Regions from separate parts of the Mus musculus genome. Here regions 1 and 2 are each linked to region 3. A link is a loop called in an ENCODE intact Hi-C map of the cell type or tissue named here. Cell type or tissue: left cerebral cortex. All regions are shown on one strand. Region 1 holds the start of 1700054A03Rik (RIKEN cDNA 1700054A03 gene). Region 2 overlaps Add3 (adducin 3 (gamma)). Region 3 holds the start of Add3 (adducin 3 (gamma)).

The links. Peaks named below come from ENCODE experiments on the same cell type or tissue, not always from the same donor. Only the 100,000 strongest peaks of a DNase experiment are listed, where the experiment ranks them.
Region 1: it touches region 3 in a loop (2.9-fold over the local background); 6 of 42 quality-filtered maps call a loop at or near these places.
Region 2: a loop joins it to region 3, with 2.2 times the contacts of the local background. A loop is called at or near these places in 3 of 42 quality-filtered maps.

Annotation. Positions count from the first base shown.
Region 1 is chr19:53,071,846-53,079,845 of GRCm38, forward strand. The region is part of intron 1 of Gm30234 (a long non-coding RNA gene); the gene reads right to left. It overlaps 1700054A03Rik (RIKEN cDNA 1700054A03 gene), which reads left to right and starts at 4,407. Exons shown (of 3, transcript NR_045320.1): 1 at 4,407-4,600; 2 at 7,348-7,539. In left cerebral cortex, a CTCF peak has its summit at 1,859 (motif pointing right); DNase peaks (open chromatin) are centred at 6, 368, 1,912, 4,506 and 1 more place; H3K4me3 peaks cover 432 bases; H3K27ac peaks cover 1,042 bases.
Region 2 is chr19:53,240,243-53,248,242 of GRCm38, forward strand. Add3 (adducin 3 (gamma)) reads left to right here. Exons shown (of 15, transcript NM_001277100.1): 13 at 2,262-2,385; 14 at 4,068-4,163; 15 at 4,756-7,084. The coding sequence ends at 5,048. Among named protein-coding and RNA genes, the nearest start is that of 1700001K23Rik, 11 kb to the right of the region's middle. In left cerebral cortex, CTCF peaks have their summits at 3,883 and 7,952 (motif pointing right); DNase peaks (open chromatin) are centred at 3,898 and 7,971.
Region 3 is chr19:53,137,811-53,145,810 of GRCm38, forward strand. Add3 (adducin 3 (gamma)) reads left to right here and starts at 4,946. Exons shown (of 15, transcript NM_001277100.1): 1 at 4,946-5,279. It overlaps Gm9618 (a long non-coding RNA gene), which reads right to left and starts at 2,029. Exons shown (of 4, transcript XR_386782.2): 1 at 2,007-2,029; 2 at 686-1,083. In left cerebral cortex, CTCF peaks have their summits at 3,905, 4,107 and 4,881 (motif pointing right); DNase peaks (open chromatin) are centred at 2,842, 3,607, 3,814, 4,727 and 2 more places; H3K4me3 peaks cover 4,129 bases; H3K27ac peaks cover 3,240 bases.

The sequences.
Region 1 (8,000 bases), 66 kb before region 3:
GAAATCTGTTTCCCATTTGCATAACAGGCAGGCAGTTATGCCTGCCTCCACATAGTAATTCAGAAATAAGACTCCTTTTCCTGTCTCTCTGAAACTGGGAACCCCATAGTTTTGCCTGGTAGACCGTGTTTGGAGAGAAAGGGGAGGGGGAAGGTATTAGAATGAGTTTTAGATATCCACCCAGGCCAGGCTGGTGCAAGGGAAAGGAATGGTATCAGGGCTGATTCCTTCCGTCTATTCAGAGAACACCCAAAATAATCACATCAACAAAAGGCTAGACAGCAGGTACAGAATGCCAGAGACCATGAGCCCAGGATTCCAAAGAAGCTATGAGCAGAAAGAAGAGGAGGGTAGACCTATGGGTGTGGAAAGCCGGTCCCTAAGCTAGGTTTTAAGTGATCTCTATGGAAACAGGGGAGCATGTGGGAGGGAGCCCTGGAAGTCAAGCCTGCATTTCTTCATGATTAGACACTCAAGGCACTTAACCAATGTCTGACGACAGAGAAGGGGAGGTAAGGGATAGGTGGTGTCTAGAACCAAGACCTTCCTTCGAGAATTTAGGGAATAGTGGACTTCTGCAGAGATCACAGAGCAGAAACCTTAAACAGCAACTAAGTGCTTCAGTCTCCCAAGAACTACTTTCTGCTTCCCTCTCCCCGACGGGCTCCCCAAGGAAAGCCAGAGTGTGGATCCATGTGTCTGTAATAAGATGTTTCCAACTCAAGCGTATCTGATTGGACAGGAGTGGACAACTGACCCCAAACAGATGACCAAATGTTTTCCCCCAGGAATGTGGAATTGGGCCAGCGAGAGACAATTGGTGAGATGGTGGGGAAAGCCTAGAAAGACCTAAAACACACATCCATGTAGGTTGGGGACTATGGAACTTTACAGATTTCCAGATGCATAATCTATAGTGTAAACGTGACTTCTAGAGTCACATAGCACACAATTTACACAACTGAATTTGACAACCCTGCTGGTGTTGTAAGTCTAAAATGGCCACATTTGATTATGTACTTGTAAAAATATGTATATATTACATAATACATATTTTATAAAGCCATGCTATTAGCAGCCCAAAACAGAATTCATGTGAGGGAAGGAGTTTTCTTTATATGGAAAAGTACCTTGATGATCTATTCAGAGAGTTTTTCAGAAGAAAATGTGATGTCCCATGACATCAGCAATGGGTTAAATTACTCTGCTTGAGACAAAGGGAAAACTTCCAAGTTTTTTAATTTTCCCCTGAAACAGGGAGAAAGCGACCTGAACTGCTTTAGGTGAAGGCTGGAAGTCCTCTACGTGGAATATCAGTCTTTATGCATGAGTGAAAACTATTGGGGGGAACAGAAAATGTCGCTGGAAGTGTAAAGGAAGTGGAAAATATTGGGTTTCCAAAACAACTCAGACAAAGAAATAGACTTTTGTAGGGAATACTTCAATAAGCCTCACTGTGCACAGATAAGCCCCGTGGGATGTGGGTGCATAAAAACAGATAGTTGGTTTTGAATTAACAGCTTCAGCAGACCCTCCTAGACCAACGCAACAGAACTCAGCCTAGAAGTAAATGCACAGATCTAGGGCCAGCTGCTTTTCAACAAAGTGCTAAAAATACATTAGAAAATTTGCACATTCAAATTTTCAGTTGATGCTGTGGAAATTGGATACATACATACACACACACACACACACACACACACACACACACACACACACACACACACACATGCAGGCAGATCCCATACTTCTCCAGTTCCAAAAATCAACACAATTTCTTAAAACTATGTGAGTGGGTACAGGTGCGGGTGTGGGTCTGGGTATAGGTTTGTGCATCTGAGTGCAGTGTCTGTGAAGGCCAGAAGAGGGTGCTAGATCCCCTGGAGCAGGAGTTCCAGGCTGTCCTGAGCTGCCTATGTGGGTGCTTGGAACAACTAGGTCCTTTGCAAGAGCAGTATTTGGTAAGTTGCTGAACCATCTCTCTAGCCTAGATTGGAGATTTAAATATTAAACCTAACAAGGAGCCGGGCGTGGTGGCACACGCCTTTAATCCCAGCACTGAGGAGGCAGAGGCAGGAGGATTTCTGAATTCGAGGCCAGCCTGGTCTACAAAGTGAGTTCCAGGACAGCCAGGGCTATATAGAGAAACTCTGTCTCGAAAAGCAAACAAACAAACAAACAAACAAACAAACAATAAAACCTAACAAGGAAAAGTGAGGCTGAAATACAGACCAGCTGGCAGTGTGGTTAAGTGGACTCTCTATGTCAACAACTATACAAAATGTGGCAATTGCTCAAAACTAAGAGTTTATGAGGTGGTGGGTGGCTACAAAATAACAGCACTTTCCAGACACAACAGGGTACTTTCACATATAACTCACTGCGTTACAACAGGGTGCACAAGACCTGTGCAAGCTCCGAGGAGCTTTTAGAAATCCATGGCTACTGGGAGAGGAGAAGTCGGCATTCTTTAAGGGTGTAGCCTTCGGTAGGATGTCACCGGGCTCCGGGGTAGCACAAGTTGGACTTGAGGGGTTTAAAAGGAGATGGGGTAATGGATGGAGAGATGGCTCCGCAGTTAAGAGCACTGGCCGTTCTTCCAGAGAACTCCAGTTCAATTCCCAGCACCCACATGGTGGCTCACAACCATCTATACCTCCAGTTCTAGGGGATCCAATGGGTGCTTCCTCTGACCTCCAAGGACACTAAACATACAAGTGGTAAACCGATATAAATGCCGGAAAAACACCCATACCCATATCATACTCCAAGTAATGACGCAGAGCCCAGGGGCTGCATGCTGGGGCTGCACTGTCCCCTAGGGCCCAGAGCGAGAGCGTTTTTGATATTCAAACAGCAGAAGATTTCGATCAAGGCGGAAAACACCAGCTTCTTGGCCTGAAAGTGGCTTCAATCACAGCCGCTCAGATGTTCTCAGCTATAGCTCACTCGTATAGCCAAGTCTAACTGGATAAGACAAAGTGTTCCTCCTGAGTCCCCCCATTTTATACAGAGAGAAACAATGTGTAACTCGGTGCTACAGAGTAGCAATTTGCTGAGGCACTCTGTTTTGAACACACTACTCTGAGTTGTTTCTTCTCCCATTGTACAAGTCCTGAGCGCCCTTTGGGGAGTATCGTATATATTCTCACTCCCTTTTATACACGCACTTTTATATTACTCAAGATAGATAAGCAACCCTAATCTGTGTTGTGCAATGACTCAGACACAATGGAAATCTATTTGCCAGTTGCCTAACGCCGTGCTGCAAGTGTTCTTGGTCACTTGGCAGCTCAACTCCACGGTCTGCGCAGTGACACCTTTCCTGGGGAAAGTTCATCGTCTTGTATACCCACCTTCAGGAGGTAACGAGGACATAAAGGACTGTATTTGCTGACTACAACTTCTGGCCCCCAGAATGTCCCCATTATTTCCACTAGTGTCCCACTGGCATTAACTCAGTCATGTGATCTCTCCCAATTATGAGAGGAGCCAAAAAAATATTAGTCCCTGGCTGAGCACACTTTTTCCACCAACAATTCTGTAGTTCCAGAGGTCAGACTCTTTCTGGCCCGCTGCCTGTTTTTTGTAAATAAAAGTGTCTTGAAACAGAGCCATGCTCATTCATTTGCGTATGATCTATGGCTGCTTTTACGCTAATACAGTGGAACTGAGTAGTTGCAACAGAAGCCATATGATCCTCCAATCCTAAACTATTTCCTATTTGGCACCTTTACGAAAAACAAAAATTGTCAACCTCTTGGCTGTAGTTTGTATCTTGACAGTCCTCCAAAGGCCTGTGCATTACAGGAACCAGTCTCTGGTACTCTTGGGAGGCAGTGATACTCTTAGGAAATAGAGCCTAGTATAGGGAGCTACACTGGGAGGCTTGAAGGAGATATTGAGAGCCTTCCCTTCCCCTTCATTTCCTAGCAGGGGTGAAGTAGGCAGCTCTTCCATCATGAGTCCCTACCGGGATGTACTTGTGTTACATCGGGCCCCCGTGACGGCCAAAATACCAAGGGTCGAACCCACTATAGCCATGAGCCAAAAGCAACCTTTCTTCCTTAAAATTGACTCATCACAGGTTGCCCTCACAGAAAGCTGCCAACCATATCTTCTCTTCCCTATAAAGTCTGGTGCTTCTGCTACGGTCCTGCACCATCCTAGGGCCCACCAGCTGGACGCTTAAAAAGAAAGCCAACCTCACAGAAGGCAACGAGAAAGTTGAAGAGAAGCCTGTTGACCTCATTTGAACCCGAAGCCAGCTGCCTCGAGCCTCTCATTTAGTTGATCCAATATGTGCCCTTCTCCACTTAAACTGGGGTTTCCCGTCTCGTCACAAAGGGCTCTACGTGAAACCCCGCCCTCTAGCAACAGCGGGCGCTGTAAGAAACAGTCTTCTTATGATTAAGACATAGAGACGGAACCAGCTTGATTTAATACCGAAATGGGTCTGACATGAACCATGGCCAAGTCAACAGAGACAGGCAACCAACACGTGACACTTGCCTGCAAGCTTTTCTGAGACACGGATGGCTGAGAGCCAGCTCTAAATATTTCACGTCTCTGTCTGAGTTGATCAGGTTTCCCAAAGCAGGTGAGGCGAGAGTAAGAGACACAGGTTCAGCGAGGCAGCTGCTTGGTGATCCCGAAGTCCCCGGGATAAAACTTGGCCAGAGAAACAAAGGCAGAGATTTTTTTTTTAGTCCAGCCTGTCCTGGAAAGGCACTGTCATCTCACGCAATGGAACTTAACAAGCAGCCCCTCTTTTAGGCCAAGGCCTGGGAGCTCGCTGCAGGTGTACTGGCAGGGTATGGAGGGCTGGCAGAGGCCAGGTGGCTTTGTCCCTCTGGTGCCTCCTCCTTAGAAGCTGCTCATTACTGCAGGAGCTGGTGGTGTTATATAACAGAGGCTCAGCCTGATTCCACTAGAGTGAACAAGAGAGAGGAAAATACCCAAATAGCTTAAACACACCGCAGACCGGGAGACTGTAGAGAGAACCCTTTAGATTTCGACCGACTGAAGTCCTTGTGCGCTCCAGACGTCCTCTGAGATGCTCCTTACAAAGGCAAACACTCGTCCATGATAAGAGCCTTTTAGAGGAGAGCCAAGAGTAGGAATGCCTATGTTTCTAATAATTCCTGCCATTAGCCAGGCAGCGTCCTTTCATGATTCTCTAAGAGCTTAGCAAACATTTTCTGTGAAATAACTTCACCCCCCTACCCTGTACACATACAGAGAAGGGTGGGGGGAGGAGGGAGAGAGAGAGAGACAGACAGAGAGGAGACAGAGAGAGAGACAGACAGAGAGAGAGACACAGAGAGAGAGACAGAAAGAGAGAGAGACAGAGACAGAGAGAGAGACAGAGACAGAGAGAGAAAGAGAGAGAAAGAAAGAGGCTATGCTTACATTTAAAGATTGCCCTCTGAATAAGCAAAAGGAGATTATACACACTCCCTTTTAATTAACAAACATATCCACCTGTAATTAAATGTCCCCTGAGACATGAAGAAGAGATTTAACCCTTTGTAAAAGCATGAGAACGCCGTGTAAAGGACGTAGCTTCTTCGCTAAGGTATGTAGGGCAAGAACGCTCTGAGAGATGAAGTAGGAAAACACAGAAGCCCTGGGTGTGTGGCTGTCTATGCCTGGATGGAGCTCATCAGACCCATCAAAGCCCCCCTGGGTCAACCATGGGATCTCAGGTTAGAGGCACCTCAGAGGAAGTTTTATTTAGGAAAATAAATAGCATCCAGAGGCAAAAAGAAAGTTTAAGCTATGGTCCTCTATGAGAAAACACAAGGCTGAATTGAGCTGAGAGGGTGAGGCAAGTTTAGAAAAGCAGGTCAGATGCTGAGAGAGTCAGGCAGAATGCTCACGTACTACGTAAATGAGGCAACCGCTTTTGGGAGGGAGTCGGGTTTTTTTGTTTGTGGCTATAGGACAGACAGACAAATACTCAGTGCAGGCCAGCAAGCTGCACACTCAAGTTAGAGCTGGCATTTCTGACTTCGGTCTGAAATTGATAAGAGTTAGCTAGCAAATTAGATTTTTAACTCCAGCAGAGTTTCTCAAGTGTTAAGACAGAGTTCCTTCCTTTCCAGGAAATCTTAGTCTTTGCTCTAAAGGACTTCAGTTAACTAGGTGAAAATTAATAATAATAATAATAATAATAATAATAATAATAATATCACCAGCAAAAACAAACTGCTTTATTTAAAGTCAATGAGTCTAAATTTAAAGTCAATGAACTGTATCTACAAAGTGCCTTCACAGAGGCGTTTAAACAAGTGTGACCACAACTCAGCCCAGTGCAGATGACTGACAGAAAACTGTATGACATTTAAATGATTACTAAGTTACTGATTTACAGAGACTTGGAGCTAGAAAGGTACTCTGTAGATGAGAAATCTAATACTGAACAAGGATGAGAAGTAACAGTAGGAGAGAGAGAGAGAGAGAGAGAGAGAGAGAGAGAGAGAGAGAGAGAGAGAGAAGCTGTAGTATTTAAACTGCAGTTCTGAGTTTTTTCAAACTCTGTATCTGGGCCTGGAGAGCTCCAGTGTGCCAACCCCCCTGCAGCTTCTTCGATCAGATTTGGTTGGCTGTAAACAGGCACCATGTGCCTTTAAATGAGTGCCAGCTAGATGACATTCTCATCATCCCAATATTTATTTCTTCAACAGCCTCACGAGGACGTTAGGGATAGTAGAGGGCTAAACACAACAACAAAACTCAAAGGTTTCCAACAGACTGGGAAGCAGATGTGGACCCAGAGCCTTGCCCTATTGTGTTGTTTCTGAACCGGCTACATCCATCCAGCAATTGCTCTGGAAATAATCAGTTGTACCTCTGTTCGTCTATTTAAAAACTGGGTGGCACCAAGACAGGGCTGCGTATCAAGACAGGGCTGTTCACTTTTTTATTCCTCGGGCCCAACATGGTGGACTCAGCTTATTTCTGATTTTCTGTGAATGAAATAACAGAGTTTGCTGTGCAGAACCATCTGGCTATGCACAGCATGCGGTGTTTGTCTTGACCCCACCCCCAACTCCCAGCATGCCTCTGAGGTCAGAATTCCCCTATGGCTGGGGTGCTTCCAGGATATGCTTAGAGCAGCACAAAATTTGGCAATAATAATAACCCATAAGTGCATCATCAATGCAAATCTCTTTCCACAAGAGAACAATCGCCAGGCCAGTCTGGTGCCTTTCAGTGGAAGCCAGGGTGTAGTTGAAGAGATCACCAGAGTCTAACGCACAAAAAGACAATCTACACCACCCACTCCTACCCTCCAATTCGCCCTGTGCTTATTGCTCTGAAATCATGCTCTGCCATGTTTAGGTGTTACTGCCCGGTTCTCCTCACCAGAGAAAGAATAGCAACCAGGAAAACCTCTATCCTCAATGGAGCAAGTGTCTGTGGAATTGACTAGTGTGTAGTGAACAGTTGCGTGGACACTTATGTGCTGCGTGCGGAATGTTTGGGGTGTTTGCCGTGACCTAGCTCACTGTCTCATCACAAAGGCTTTAGGAGGTAGGTCCCACGACTGTTACCAGTTTTTTAATGGAGGGTGAAGCAAAGAGAGGTTCCGCTAGAGACTCAGGTCCCCTACACAAATACCTTAGTATTCACGTGGGAAGACAAATCTCGTTTGTCGGATTTTAACATCCTTCTGTAGTTGTATTTCGAGACAGGGTTTCTCTACGTATCCCTGGCTGTCCTGGAACTCACTCTGTAGATCAAGCTGACCTTGATCTCAGAGATCTGCCCGCCTCTGCTGGAACTAAAGGCTCGAGCCACGATGCCCAGAAGATTTTAATGTCTTTGAGATTGGGATGTCCCCTACGGTTGATGGCACATTACCATTACGTCATACTTGACCATGCAGCTTTGTGTCTTTCTTATCGATGCTGAAGATAATGATGCTTCTTATAGGCAGTGGCCTCTTACACTGACCTGATATATGAGGAGGACCAGTCTGGCTCTGAACCTCG
Region 2 (8,000 bases), 100 kb after region 3:
ACCTTAGTGATTTACCTGAGAATAATAAGCCAACTCCAGCTGAGTTGAGAAGAGAAGAGAGTAAAGGTCAGAGTGGAGACTATATATATGCACAGACAGCTAGATCCATAGAGACTGACAACACGTAGGCCACTCTAAACAGACAAGAAAGGAGACCTGAGTAATACAGTTAGAGCTGAGAGGTATGGCACTGGAACTCAGAAAATCACTGGGGAGTACTCTGAAAATTTATATTCTAATAAGTTAGAAAATCTAGCTGGGCACTGGTGGCACACGCCTTTAGTCCCAGCACTCAGGAGGCAGAGGCAGGCGGATTTCTGAGTTCAAGGCCAGCCTGGTCTACAGAGTGAGTTCCAGGACAGCCAGGGCTACACAGAGAACCCCTGTCTTGAAAAAGAAAAAAAAAAAAGGAAGGAAGGAAGGAAGGAAGAAAGGAAGGAAGAAAAAGAAAGAAAGAAAGAGAGAAAGAAAATCTAGAATAAATTAATAAATTTTTACATATGCATGGCTTATCAAAATTGGGCTAAGAAGTAACTCAACAGCTCACTAACAAGAGTCAAGGCCAAAGAGGAAGCAGTCTCCCAACAAAGCAACAGCCAGGTCAGCACTGAAAATCCTGTCTCTAAAACCAACAAACAAACAAAAATTCTGAAAAACTTAGGAATAGGCATTCCTTACCGCAATATAATAAAGACAGTGCATAGGAGACCTATAACTAACACTGTACTGAGTGGGCAAAAACTGAAGACAGGGATAAGACATTCGTGAGCAGTGAGCAAAAGAAGAAGTAAAGGATATAGGAGAAGAAGAAATTACAGTATCCAGCTTCAGAAGGTAGCTGCTATATTACTGAAAGCAAACTACAGATTCAGTGTAGACACACACACACACACACAACCGGGGGGGGGGGGGGGAGCAGGGGAGGAAAAAAGGAAGGGAGGGAGGGTTAGAAGTATTACAATACCTTACTCCAAATTACACTGCAGAGCCATCATAACAAAAGCTGGCCAAAGCCCTCCCTGTAAATCAGTCAGTGCAATAGAGAGCCCAGAATAAGCCACACACCAATATCCATGGGACTTATGACAAAGTACCAAAGATACCTATCAAGAAAAGGCTGGGAACTGCTTAGCCACTTGTAGAGGGATAAAACTAGGGCCCTACTTTGCACCCTGCACAGAAATCAATGCAAAATGTATCAAAGACCTTAATTAGGACTTGGAGTTCTGCCTGACACTGCTGTGAAAAACATACTGGGAAGTGGGCTGGAGAGAAGGACCAGCTATTAGGAGCACTGACTGCCTTTCTAATGGTCCTGAGTTCAAATCCCAGCAACCACATGATGGCTCACAACCATCTGTAATGGGATCTGACACCCTCTTCTGATGTGTCTGAAGACAGTGACAGTGTCACATACATAAAGTAAATCTTTAAAAAAAAATTAAACAAAATGAAAAAAAAAAAAAACCAAATTCACTTGGAAGTACAGAGGACCCCAAGTAATCCTGGACAACCTGACCAGACCTCCTTGCTTCACTGCAGGCCACCGCAGGCCCTGGAGGAAGTCCTTCAAAATAAGGAATGTTGAAACCCATAGTACTTTTTAAAAATTATAGCTGATTACAGTGACTTTTTTGGCAAAACTTATTTCAGGTGAGGAAATTTCATACCATGAGTACAATACCATGGCTCCCTGGAACTTTTCCACACATGCAGTCATATTTACACACACACACCCAGTCCCCGCCCCAGCCCCTTCCTGTTTCCGTGATGCTCTCACTCTCTAGACGTCCCAGAGAACAGAAAGCTGCTGACAGGTATCCTTGCTGGGCTGCCATTTTCACTGACCAGGGAGCTCCAGCTGGACCGTCTTCCCGCCATAGGCTGATTTTGCTCTTCTTTGTGGCTGAGTAATGCTCACTTGTGTATTTGTACATTTTTTTCGCCACTCATCTTTCTCCATGGAACTCCGTTATATATTGATTTGGACTGCTTCAGATAGCTATAGCCAGGAGCTGTATACTTGGGTCATATGGTAGCTCTGTTTATAATCTGTAAGTTAAAAAGCATGTTGCGTTCTCATTTCTTACAGTTGCTATGAAGTTGGGTAATCACAAACGTTTATTTTGTGTGTATGCTTGTGCCTACGTGTGCGTGTGTGCACGCGTGTGCATGTGCGTGTGTGTATGTAGGCAGCAAGTAAGTAAAGATCTGTAGAGTCCTTGGTAATGAGTCTAACGTGTTGGGTTTTCCTCTGTAAGACCATGCAGTTTGACGATGACGATCAGGGCCCACCAGCTCCTCCTAACCCATTCAGCCACCTCCTGGAAGGAGAACTGGAAGAGTATACGAAGACAATCGAGAGAAAGCAGCAAGGCCTGGACGGTTAGTTCATGCTGAGGCTGGGTCTGGGCTCAGCGTACTGACTGCAGAGAGCACCCGAGCTGCAGGACAGAAGGCAGGGCTTCTGGGCTCTCTTAGCTCCTCTGCTCTAGACCTTTCCATAGAGAACCACTCTGCAGTCCAGACAGAGGAACCTGTTCGTCTCGGAATGTCATCAGCGCATGGGCTGTGCTATCATACAGTGTATACACCAAGGCCGTAGGAATAGAGAATTTCCAGACACAAGAAATACAGGTCTTGCTTTGAACATGCATAGTATGTGGATTTTTAGTCATGGATTCTCCAATACATGGTTTTAATTAATGCTTTATGAAATCTTTGTTCTGGTGTCTCAAGTTGCCAGTATAGTCATTTCAAAACAACATTTTAAATCAACATTTAATGTAAACTGCTGGGAATTTGAAGTGACTTTCCTGACACATGGGTGCTCTAATGCAGTGGAGGTTTTCTGACTTTGCAAGTCTCTGTAAGTTTATAAGTAGGGGAATCAAGAGCTGATGATGGAGAACCAACTGTGGAGGCATATGCCTGTGATCCCGGCACCCCAGGCTGAGCCAGGAGGATTTTTTGAAGAGTAGCCTAGGCTAAGTGGGAGATCTTGTCAATAATAATAATAATAAATAACAATAATCATAATCATAATCATAGATTGTTAGGAAGAGGCATTAGGACTTGAGTCCTAGCTCTAGTTTGCTCCAGAATTAAGGATTGGCCTTAGCGGGGCACTGGGGCTGAGGTGTTAAGCCACCTGAAACACAGTGAACTGTGTGTAAAACTGTCTGGGCAAGAAGGATTCAAGGGAGACGATTAGAAGTCCCTGATCCAGTAGGAGCCTCTGCGTTGGCGCATCCGCATTTAGCTACAGCTAGCATTTCTACCCAAGGGAAACGGTCAGTAATGAAAGAATTACTGTGTCTGTGTTAGATACCACGGAATTACCTGAGAGCTAAAGGCTAATGACAGCTGGGCCATCCAAGATACCACTTTTATTAGTGTCTTTTTATTTTTGTGTCTTTAGCACAAAATCAAGTTACCCTACTCATTAATGCACTTACAGAAAATAGTTCTAAGTGGCATATTTACCTTGTTTGTTCTAACATAAGATGGAAGAAAACATCTTTCATACTTTATAAAATGTCCTTATTCAATCTCTTACTTTTGAAAGCCTGACAATGCCAGGTAACAAATACCATACTCTGGATGTCACCTTTCGCATACACTTTGTAAATAGTTCCTTTTACGTCTGTGCATAAGCTCACTAATACTGCTCTAACCGGAATCACTAACCGGAAATTGCTAGGACTCAGTGGAACCTCTGCCTCGTTCCTGTAGCAAGGCTGCTGAGGCTTCGTCAGTCAGTTTTTTCATCTGGCTGTATTTTGGTTTCCTATACTAGCAAAGGCTAAACGCATTCAGTCTCTGTCTGGGCTGCCAATACCCATGCTTTTTTTAACTCAGTGTGCAAGTTACTGTTCATGGCCAGAAGTTTAACACATCAACCTCCTCAGAATCCTAGTGGCTGACATGTGGGATGGCGGTAAGCATGCTCAGTTCTCAGCTGACGAGCTTGCAAGCAGGCACTGGATGTACGCACTAACCTCTCTGAAACCGTAAGCTTCCTTGTTTTGTTTGCATGGCTTTTAACTGAGCATCTTGTTCAACAGACGCTGAGCAGGGGTCACTCTCAGACGACGCTGCATCTGTTTCACAAATTCAGTCTCAAACTCAGTCACCGCAGAGTGTCCCTGAGAGATTAGAAGGTACTCACTGTGACTCCCACAGCCGCCCCCTCGTAAGCCCTGTCGTTTGTCCCGTGGACGGGATCGGACACTTGCTCACAGTCCCTCTGTCAGTGCCCCACACATAGGGATGGGGCAAATCTGACTCACTGCAATTTACATTCACTCGCTGTGAATTCACTCGCCTGGCTTGGGTCAACCTATAGTTTTATGAATTTGTGGAATTAAAAATGACTTGCCCTCGTGTACCTTCTAATAAGTAGCATGAAGTTCTGTACAGTTTTAAATGTCAAATGACCCTCAAATTAAAGAAAAACATATCTGTCGTCATCCTAGCTTATAATGACTTGATTTGCCATGGAAAGGCGGACCACCAGTACAGTTTGTGACCCTGTTTAACACTTGCCTTCTCCCCTTTGTATCATTGAAGAAAATTAGCTTCATGCTAATAGATACATGTTATTAAAATAATAATCCATCCTCATTAAAATTAAAGCAATGCATGGCTCAAGACATTGCTAAAACTTCTCAGGTTTGCAAATGAAACAGAAACGTTGACTGAGTAAATAATCTCCCCCCCCCCCACCCCCACCCCCAACCTCTCCTTTCGTAGAAAACCACGAGCTGTTTTCCAAGAGCTTCACCTCCATGGACGCGCCTGTCATGATCATGAACGGCAAGGACGAGATGCATGATGTCGAAGACGAGCTTGCTCAGCGAGTCAGTAGGCTGACCACAAGCACGACCATAGAGAACATCGAGATCACCATTAAGTCCCCAGAAAGAACTGAAGAGGTCCTGTCGCCTGATGGCTCACCTTCAAAGTCGCCCTCCAAGAAAAAGAAGAAATTCCGCACGCCTTCTTTTCTCAAAAAGAACAAAAAAAAGGAGAAAGTTGAGGCCTAAGTAGTCCTTTTGTAATTTGTATATTACATTGTGGCATTGCACACTTAAATACCATATTTTAGTTAATCGTTAATATACTGTGGTAGATCAGATTGGGAGTATGTAGCAAACTGGACTTTAAAAAACTGGAAAGAGGTTTTACTAAAAGAAAAATATTATTGAAAACTTTCAAATTCATCTCTTTTTATATGTCCGAAAACGGCCGAGCTTTTCAGCAGTGGCTGGCTTGGCCGACTCTGCCGTCCCTGGCAGAGCGTTGTTACTGTTGCTCCTTAGCAGCTGCTGCCTGGTGCCTAGGCCTCTGCAGCACATGTGCTGGGAAGGAGCTGCCAGTGAGCACGAGACAATGCTTACTTGTCACTAATCAGACCTTGAGTTTATCATCGTGGTTATTGACTGTATCTTTGGGTCCCCACTGTTTCCATGGGCATTAATGGGATGTTTTAAAAGCTTCTACAAGACTCTAGAGCATTAGTATACATTGGCACATCATTTTTTAAAAAATGTTTTAAGAAAAGATTTGTCTGGGTTTTTACTCATAGTATGAAATTCCCCTACCTGAAGTAACTGTTTGCCAAAAAGTCATTTTAATAAACTATAATTTTTGAAGAACTTCCTTTTTTATTAGTTTAGAAAACCCCTTATTTTTCATAGAGGGGATTTTGTACACATAATATGAGTTATTTAGTTTAACTCTTGCAAAAAAACAATTTTTGTATGTTAAAACGTTTGTATACCTTCAGTATAAGGTGTCATGTGCATGTTAGCCAATCAGTCAGGGGTAAAGCCTGCCCGAGTGCCATCCAGGAGTCCAGGGGCGTGGCACCCAAGGGCATATCAAGGCCTCGAGTCGTATTTGAACCATATAATGTATTTTTCTCTTAGTATTGCTGATGGATGAAGAGGCTGAGGGGAAGGGAAGAGTAAGAGACAGGACAGGACTGAGTCCTGTGTCCACAGAAGAAAGAACATGGAGATCGACTTGCTGAAAATAAGGCCCAAGTTTCTAAAATCCTGTTTCCTGCCAAAATCAATGTCTTGGTTGACATTTGAATTTTAAAAGAGTTAAAGTGTACATCCTTTTAGAAGACGGCACTAGAATAAATCAGCAGGTCTAATCCCACCAGCGAGAAAACTACCACGTCTTGATTTTTGCAAACTTAATCTTGATTTTTATAAACTTAAATTTTCTTTTAACTTCCTTTCTACTGTAAATACAAATTTAAGCCTAGATTTAATATAGTTTTCTCCATTTCCCCAAGTAATGTCGCAGATCAATGTAAATGGATGACCCCAATACTCCACGAGTGGAAGTAAAGCGCCCTGCGGGTGACTTGGCACGCAAACGTGACGTGACGTTGGCCGCAGTGCTCTCTGGGCTGGCTCTGTCTGACCCTGTGATTGATGCTGGTCCTCTTAGACCTCACTAACTACTGGAGCCTGTTAATCTCGTAGTGGAAACTTTGAGTTGCTGAATTGTGCATCTGAGGATTGTTTTATGTCCTACATCATCTGTGTTGTGCTACAACGTGTGGAGACACAGTTACCTGTGAACTCTCCTTTTCCATAACTTTTAAAGAATATATATATCTAAATGAATGCAATGTGCATAAATATTTTTTAAACACAACAGTAAACTATTGCACCTTTCGCTAACGCTTCTCTTTACTTGCTTTGACATAATGAATGAGCCAGTGAACTCAGTGTCCTGTGGAAAATGTATAAAAGTTATCTGATATTGCTCTTAGATGTTATGCTAATTAATGTTAAATCACAATAAACGGTATTTTAAATATATGCATTTGGTATAATGGGGTTTCCATTCAGGAGTGGTTTCCTAGGTTAGACTTTGTGATCTGCCAAACTTTAATGTGGAACAGTGAAGTGATAAAATTGTCCTCTGAGCTAAGGAGTCTTGATAAGCTTGTTTTCAATTTAGTTAAAAGTTCATATATATATGTGGGCTTAGTGGCACATGTCTTTAATCCCAGTACCCTGGAAGCAGAGGCAGGTGGAACTCTGTGAGTTCCAGAACAGCCAAGGCTACAATAGTAAACTGTGTCTTAAAATACTTTTATATTCCTATATGCATCATGAGTTACATGTATATGCATGCGTTGTGTGTGTATAACTCTTTTGTCTTAGTTAGGTATGGTGGCCTAAGGATGCTGATGGAATGGAAGATATAAGTTGTGTACTAAGATCAGACACTAAATCCCACAGACAACAGTGTAGGGAAAGAGCAGAAGAGAGAGAGCTCACACGTCTCTCTCCGTTAAGGTTTGATTTTTTTTTCATTCCCCTCTAGTTCCTGACATTTGTATTCCCTGTATATCAGCCATCATAACATGAATATCATTTGTGTCCTGGTTTTTCCTACTTAAAAGAATGCACCCTAGAGACACCTGTAGTCTCAGCACTAGGAGGTGGAGGCATGGAGGCTTAGGAGCTTAGGCCCCAGCTCTGTGAGGCCCCAGCCCTGTGAGGCCCCAGCTCTGAGAGAACCACACCCTCAGAGGTTTTCAACCAGGTCCCTCACATGAATAATTTATTTTGATTTTTTTTCTACTTTGTCCTAGAAAATGAGTGCAAGAGGAAGACGTAATAATAACTGGAGTGTGTAGTTGATCAGAGCTTTACTATGATCACCTATTACAAAAACAAAGGACTTGAGAGATGAGGTTGATAGTCTTGGGCATAATGACTTGTTTTCTCAGCTTGTAAATAGCTCAGTGGTGAAAAACAGTATTTCAGACCAAAAGCCTGCTTTCCAAAAGCAGCCCAGACCATTACCCGTGTTCTCATCTGCGTGTAGCTTAGCTTAACTATTTTTTAAACTCAGATACTAAGCTTGTATGCAAATGATCTTGGCCGGACTGACATTTTACAAAGCAGTTTTCTTTGTGGCCACTAGGGGGTGTGACTAACCTAACAATCCCGCGTCCAGTTCTT
Region 3 (8,000 bases):
GGAAAAATAAATTTCCTTCAGTTCTGTCCTGGTAAGAAGAATGTTGTTGTTGTATCAATGTGACAGAAACTCTCTTGCTAGGTACACAGAGTGCCAAAGTCGTGGTGTCATCTAACATAAAGTATATTACAACACTAATGCTTCCTTGAAACATAGGGGGCTGGGCTTAGATTGGGGCCAGATTCTCCACCAGGAATACTGGTTCAAGCCTAGAGAAAATATGCTAGTCGTCTACCCAAAGCCTTCAGCATCGCTAAAGGCCAGAAGTACATTTATATAATGCTTATAATGTTTTCATTTCCATGGCTCCAAAAAAAAAAAAAAAAAAAAAATCTTTTCCTTGTGGCAGGATGCAGACCAAAACAAAGGCACCAGTGTTCCCAAGGAGATAACAACACCTGGAAGATTCTATAAGATAAACATGAGTTTGCTAATGGGAGGTTGTGGTTTTTACCCGTTGTTGGATTTTTTATTGTTTTATTTTTAAACATCCCTCTTGACAATTTCTTTCTCTTTCTGGTACAAACATGTTTAAACCTGGAAGGCAGAATTTGTGTAGATACTATGTTTTAAGTACTAGTTGGTATATTTCTTTAGGGTATCCTAGGTGCACACAGACAATGGTGTTAAGCCCCCAAAGTGAACGAATGAAAAGTGTCCAATTTCCAGCGTGTTACTTACTTACCTTGCTTCATGTGAAGAACGGGCATTCATCATTAACTCCAGCTCTGCCCACACTGGATTTCCATGCTTCCCACCTCTGAAAGCTCCACAGGTGAGCTCTACAGTCTGTTCTAACTCACCGGATGATGCTCCAGCTTTTAAATAAAAGCCAGGTACAGTTAGCATGTCAGCAGGGTGAAGTGGTAGTCTCCTATGACGTACGTCCAGCTCCCCTGGATGCTGAGGCAGGAGGACAATCTAGCAAGACTCAGGGCTGAGCAGAGCGTTCGGTGGGAGCATGCGCACCTAAAGTCAGTGCTCCTTCACTCGATTTCATTCATCCTGATTCAGATCACACAGAAACACAAAGAACGACCAGCCGTAACACAACATGCATGACAGTGTTCCATCACCCAGGTCCTGTAACAGAAGGGCTGTGCTTCAGAAAAATTGATCACAGGTGGGCATACAATTCTAATTTAGGTGAGCTTGCCTGTTCACTTTACAAAATAACTATGTAACTAGCAAAAAATAATTTCAGGATAGCAAATCAACCCCAATCACATTGAGAATGGAAACTTACTACCCATCCCCCCAGGCCTGGGGATCAAGCCCAGGATGTTGTACCTGCTACTCAAGCACTCTACCAGCAGCCTCCTTCCCAGCTTGAGAGCTTTGGCCAACTCACACTTTAAGGAAAGGTAATTTAAAGTGGGACTCAGTGCACTTAGACAACAAAAAGACAGTTGTGTCACAAAGCCATCTTTATTCGGGATTGGGAATGGCTCTTTTAGCATTCTCTTCCGTAGAAATTTCAGCCCAAATCCCACATTTTACAACACTGAGACCTAAGGGCCAAATGTTGTTAGCTACTTATTCAATACCATGCAGGTCATTAGCTAAAGCCATGGGAAGAAAAACAGTGGCAGAATATTTTCTGTTTTTATCTGTTCTTATTTGGCGACCATGCCTCACACTCAATATAATGAGAAGGGTAATTGATAATCAATGCTTAAATGATAGAATATTAAAAATAAAATTTGAGGCTATAGTGTGGGCTTCTGATGGGCAGGGCACATTCTAATAATCTAAATAGTAGATTTAGAAGTATTTAAAATAAACAAAACCACTTGGATTTCCTAATTTCTCTAATTTGCAAAATTTCACTCCATAGACCAGTATACTCGGTTATAATTTTCTAAAATTAATTTAGATATATTTTATTCTGGATATAATAGATTTTATAACATAGACGTCAACATTGAAATCTATCAATAATATATTCTCTGATACTAAGTGCTAGTATCAAAAAATATATTAGAACTGGGTATAGTGGTGCACACCTGTACTCATAGAAATTGGGAAGCAGAGTCAGGCAGATTTCTGTGAGTTCGAAGACAGCCTGCTCTACATAGCCATTTCTAGGCCAGCCAAGGCTACATGGTAAGATCCTGTCTCAAAAAAAAACAAAAAAAAACAAAAAAAAAACTACAAATACCTCACAGATTATGTATATATAATTAATAATATATAATTATAGATATAATATACAATATAAATATATGTGTAAATATATAAATGTAAATATAAACATGTATTAGAAGTTTCAGCTATATTTTAGGTGTTAGCACTCACATGAGGTTTATGTAATTAATCCTTTCGTACTTGTAGTAAATACTGAATAGTCTCTCTTTCTATGGTTATTTAGTACAGTGGTTAGAAATGAAAGATTAGCACACGTGGCTGATCCGTTTCAAGGCACACCGCTTTATTTTGGCAATTAACCCCAATATTAGGAGTAGAGAGAGGGCTCTTTAAAATTAGTGCTTCTAGCATTTCTCATTGAGTCGCTCCCTTCACCCAGTTAATTTTAACCTTGACCTCCCACAGCTGTACTGTTTTGCTCAGTCTAAAAAAAAATTTCCTGATCTTCCTCTCCCCTCCCACCCCCCCCACCCCCCCGCCCTTTACATCTGATGAAGCAACAGTGGAGAGGAAAAACCAAACCCATTCCTTTAAGAGAGATTCTGCCTCCTCTCTTCTAAGCCAGCGCCTCACGGCAACCGTGGAGTCTCTAAGTCACACACTTTACAACTCAGCATTGGGAGAAGCAGCAGCCGCCGCCGCTGCTCCGCGGCTGCAGTGGGTTCCCGTGCAGCACTGCAGAATCCACACCTAAGCCGGGGAAGACGGACACACGTCGGCTCCCCTGCTGGCAAAGCAGCTTCGGATCGCCTGCAGGTAAGCACATCTCTTTCCCATTTTGTTCATAACGCGTGGGAAAGGCAATGGTGGCAAAATGCACTCCCCATCAGCCATGCTTAAAACGTTATGTGAATCTGCAGTCCTTTGGAGGTGGGTTGGGGTCTACAGTTCTGTCTGGCACACACACGTTCTGGGTAGTGGAGAGACTATTATATGATATGTGATGCTACAGTACTTTTTTTTCCTCTCTTGCTATGCGTAAAAAAGGCTAACCTAATGCATGCAGAGCATTTTTCTTTTTCTTTTTAAATGCAGAAAACACAGCCACTCCCAATCTCGCTCTCAAACACTGCAGATATTTTTAAATGGCAAATAAAATGATGGGTTGAGCGCTTCCTAGATGCCGTTTTTTCTCCTTAAAGCTTAGCAAGACTTCCCCCACGAATGTTGAGTGTTTAAAAATAAGAAGACATGGTCTCTCTCTCCTTTTTAGAAAAAAAGCAAATGGGTGATAGTGGCAGACTAAAATTTCTATAGCTTTAGTCCAGTGGAGAGAGAAAAGGAGGATAAATGAATTGCAGCGTTTGCCAAGAACGCTATTCATTTGCCACACTTCGTATGTGGGAAGAGGAAACTACATTTTAATTAGCACATTTTTTTTTGGGAAAGGGGATGAAGATGAGGAGGCTGGCGCGAAGTATTTGAGGGGGAAGAGAGCCTGCAGATGAGGAAGGAAATGAAGTGGCCTGTCGCCAGTGCCTTGGAAAGGACGGGAGATAAGGGTGGGGAAATGAAGTTTGCTGTGTGTGTTAGGGTGGGGTTAACCCCAGGGACCATGAATCACTAGAATGGTGTTGGGAGGAGTGTGCTTGAGGGTGAATTCGTGCAGTGGAGAGGGCATGTGTGCCGGAGTGGTGTGCAAGTCGTGGGTGGCAGAGGAGAGCAGCGAGCGTGTGCCTGGAGGTCTATTTCGAGAATAGGTTGGGGTGAGAAACCCGTCTGGGAGGCGGGGGTGGGCAGCCCAGTGTCACCTGTGGAGGGATCCCCGACTCTGCAAATGAGTGTTGCAAAGTTTGCCTGGCTTTAGACAGATTTTGAAGGCTGCTGGCGGAGCCTAGACTTTTCATCTCCCAAGAGGTCAGCTCTCAGAAGGTTTAAGAGGCAATTAGCCAAAGTAGGAGTGCAGAGTTTGGGCTGGTCCAAATGAATATAAAGGCCCTTGCCCCGTCCCTCTGTGGGAGTGAGTGAAGGCGGGAGGCTCCCCCAAACGCAAATATGCTGAAGAGAAAATCGAGGCCCCCTCCTGTGGGAGCCGAGCTGAAGTCCAACTATTGTGGCCTCTCCCCCCAAAAACCCAGCGGCCTCAGTGGGCCACAGAAGCTCAATCTGAAAGCTACGGCTCAGCTGAGATTCACTGGGTGGGGGAAGCACGTTAGGACTGGGGAGGTAGATGTTTCCGTGGCGTCACCCTCCCACTCTCAATCGGGTTTCTCTCGGGGTCGTTTCCTTCTCCGGCAGCGGATCGGAGCTGCACTGAGGGAGGAAGACCTTGCAGAGGCGCCAGGCAGGCGCCCTGCAACAGGCCCTCCGCCTGCGGAGCACGTAGGCCCCCACTGCCGCAGCTGCACGGATACGGAGCTTGCAGCTCGAAGGGGGGCCTCGAGGGGCGGGGCCAGAGATCTCAAGGGGCAGCAGAGGCGGGGCCTGGACCTGCGAGAGCCTGTTGGGGGCGTGGCCTATTAGGAGCGGAGCAAAAACGCTGGGCTGGCGAAGGGCGGAACCAGGGGCACGCTTTTGAGCTACGAGGGCCCAGCCCGTACTGGGCGGAGTGAAGGCTGCTGGGGCGTGGCCTATAAGAGGCGGGGCTAGAGCTCTCGGGCCATGGGGCGGGGCCTTGAAGCTGGGGTACTAGAAGGGTCAAGCCTGTAGAGGGCGGAATCAAGAGCCCTGAGGCGTGGCCTGTGGTAGGCGGGGCCAAGGCGTTCAGGCCTGTGGGGCGGGGCCTTCGGGGTGCTAAGCGAGACTAAGCCTGTAGGGGGCGGAGTCCTGGACCCTGTGGAGGCGGAGCCCAAGGGGCGGGCCAGAGGGCGTTCGTGGGGAGTTCGGCTGGTCCCGCCAGAGCGCGAGGCGCCCGCCGGTAACGGTCGTGCGGGCGAGGGGCTGGAGGGAGAGGAAAGGGCTTTAAATGATGTTTTGAAGCAGCGAGAGCTAGACGCGTCGGCGACCAGGTGTCGCCACTTCCCGCTGCCGAGGGCTCGGCGTCCAGGTCCTGCGTCTCCACGCCCCCTCCCTTCCCGGCCCTCTCCTCGGGAACCGAGCGAGCGACGTTAAGAGGCGGCTGCGGCGGACCGGGCGGCCGCTGCAGCCCGGCGGTGGCGAAGGAGTGGGCACAAAGCCGGCTGCGCTGCGAGGTAATCCTGCGGGAGCGGAGGGCCCGGGGTCCCGCCGCGCTTCCCACGCCGAGGGGGCTTCGGACTGGCTGGCCGCGCGGCCTCAGGTGAACCGTGCTCGGGGCGGGAACGCGAGCCCCACGGGGCCGAGGAGTGCAGACCTGGGGGCGAGGAGTCGGGGTGCGGCGCCGCAGAGTGGGCCGGGACTCACCCGGGCGTCCCCGGCTTCCCCCAGCGAGGGCGTGGGATTGCAAAATCCTGTTCTGCGGGGAGCCTTGCTGACCCCGAAGGTGCTCGCGGGGACGGTGGGAGGTTCCCGCGCTTGGAGAAGGTGGAAGAAGACCGTGTTGATTTGTTGTTTTCTTTTTTCTTCTTCTTTTTTTTTTACCCCCTCGTGGCTTAAGAAACTTCAGTCACAAGTTGAAATTGTTCAACCACTTTATCTAATCAGTGTGACCCTCCCCAGCACACACACACTAAAAGTGCGCACGAGCACGCGCGCGCGCGCGCACACACACACACACACACACACACACACACACACACACTATAACCTTTCAAGCATTCCTGATACTTTATTCTTCCTTGCGGGGTGACAGCCCAGTTGGCAGCAGATTTGGTTTGCTGGTGTTTGGGGCACTTCCAACCTCTTTGGAGGTATGTAATAGCTGAGGCAAGGCCACTATTAAACCAGGCCTCTATTAAAATGACAAGAATGGCCTCAGGTGAACTTTTTTTGTTGCAGAGATTTAATTGCAAGTAGATGCCCGTTTAAAGTGGGAGTGTAAGGAAAACCACTAAATATCCTTGGCACATGTGCTCTTGGAATTGACTTTGCTAGAGTGGTGTGGGATTTAGCTCAGCCAAGAGGCTTTGAGTGAGGATTAGGAGCCAGGCTCAGGAAGGAATTGATAAGACTCTGGGGCTTGGGATGAGCTACATAAACATGTGTGAGTTCTTTACAGTGATTTATAAAATTATAGAAATTTTAGAGTTAGCAGTATGAAATGATTGCCTTTCTTAGAATGGACTCCATCCTCAGTGTGCTGAACATGTACTGATTTGGGTTTTGGCAGACTTCTAGTAAGAGTACAGTGTAATATGTCCTTTTAAAATGAAGTTACTTGACCAGTAGAATGACCTGTGTATTTAAGGTACAAGGCTGACTCATTGATAGAATTGTTTCTTTTCGAGCACTTCTGGAAGATGTTATAGCTAAATCTCCTTTGTGTCGGACTTAACTTGCAGGGTAACTTTTTTTTTTCCTAAAATTGATCAGATTAACTGTAGTTATGAGTAGTGGCCGGACACTTTTCTACAGTTCCCCCACCTCATTAAATTGACCCAGGAGTGTCAGCATGTTGGTAATAGTTGCTTTAAAGGAAAACTCCCCAGCAATTTATTACCTATCTAGGATGCTAAACATAATTTAAGGAGCTCTGTAGATACTTGGTTAAGAGATGTTAATACAGTGAAACACTTTTGCATATGGGATATTAGGAAGTGTTTGGTAGTTTTGGAAGGTGACGGGTGATTGCATGACCCCTGAAAAGATTTTACATGACTTTCAGAATATAATGTGTAGTCAGTGGTTAAAGATGCCTGAGAAGCTAATACTGTATACTTTACTCTTGCTTATCTTTTTATCAATTATATTTTTCAGTAATGAATGTGATTTTTTGCTCAGTGATGTGCAGTGCTTTTTATAACTTGCTTCAGCACTCTGGTTGGTAGCAAGTTATATGATAGCAAAGAGATGTTATAAATTAGAAGCTCCTCAAAGCTATGCTTAGAATTATTATAGATAGCTGACATGCCCCTTTCTCATAACTGAGTGCAATGTAGAGTTTGGGAGAAATGCTAAAATAAATACACTAGGTAAAGGAAGAGGTCTGTCTGAAAGACATGTACAAGTTGCTAAGCTGTTTCTCACCTTAAACATTTTTGTTTTAATTAATATTTAGTTCTAGCTAGTTCATTCAGTTGGAAAACTTAGCTGTGTAGAATAAAATAATAAGAAAACTTAACATGTCTAGTCAGCAGTGCTGTCTTTCCTTCTAAACATAAGCTTATGTGAAATTATTCAAGTCCAATCTGACAGTTGCTGAACAATCACAGATCAAATCAGGTAACAGAGATTCAAAATTAATGCTTACTTTATCTCATGTCTCTCCTCTGAACTTGGGGTCCATGCCAAATATTTATAGCTGCAATTGTTAGGAGATCTTTGGGGTTTTGTCGTTGGTTTAATTCCCTTGGCTGAAAGCCAAGACAGGTTCAGATTTACTGTAATGGTTGCCTGTGTTAAATCTTCTCTGAAAGTACACGTTAGAACACTCTGACTATGATGTGCAAGGAGAAGGTTTGTTACCTACTAGATGCATATAGAATAATCTGTGGTTGTTTGCAGTCTTATTTTCAGAATTTTAGTGGCTGCTGGTCAAATACAGCTGAAAAAAAATTAAATGGAAAATTCCAGAAATAAGCAATTCTTAAGTTTTAAATAACTTCATAACAGAATCTTGCATGTTTTCTTGGTTGTTGTATTCCTGTCATGCCTAATTTATAAATAAAATATTATCAAAAATACCCATAGAATACATATACTAGTGATTTCAGACTTTTACTCGAGTCTTGAAATATATCTTTCTAGACTAGGAAAGATCCTAGTAATTATTACTTTTAGAGATGGTGAATTATAGGGGCATGTGGGTTTGTATGTGTATGTCTATTTGGGATTCT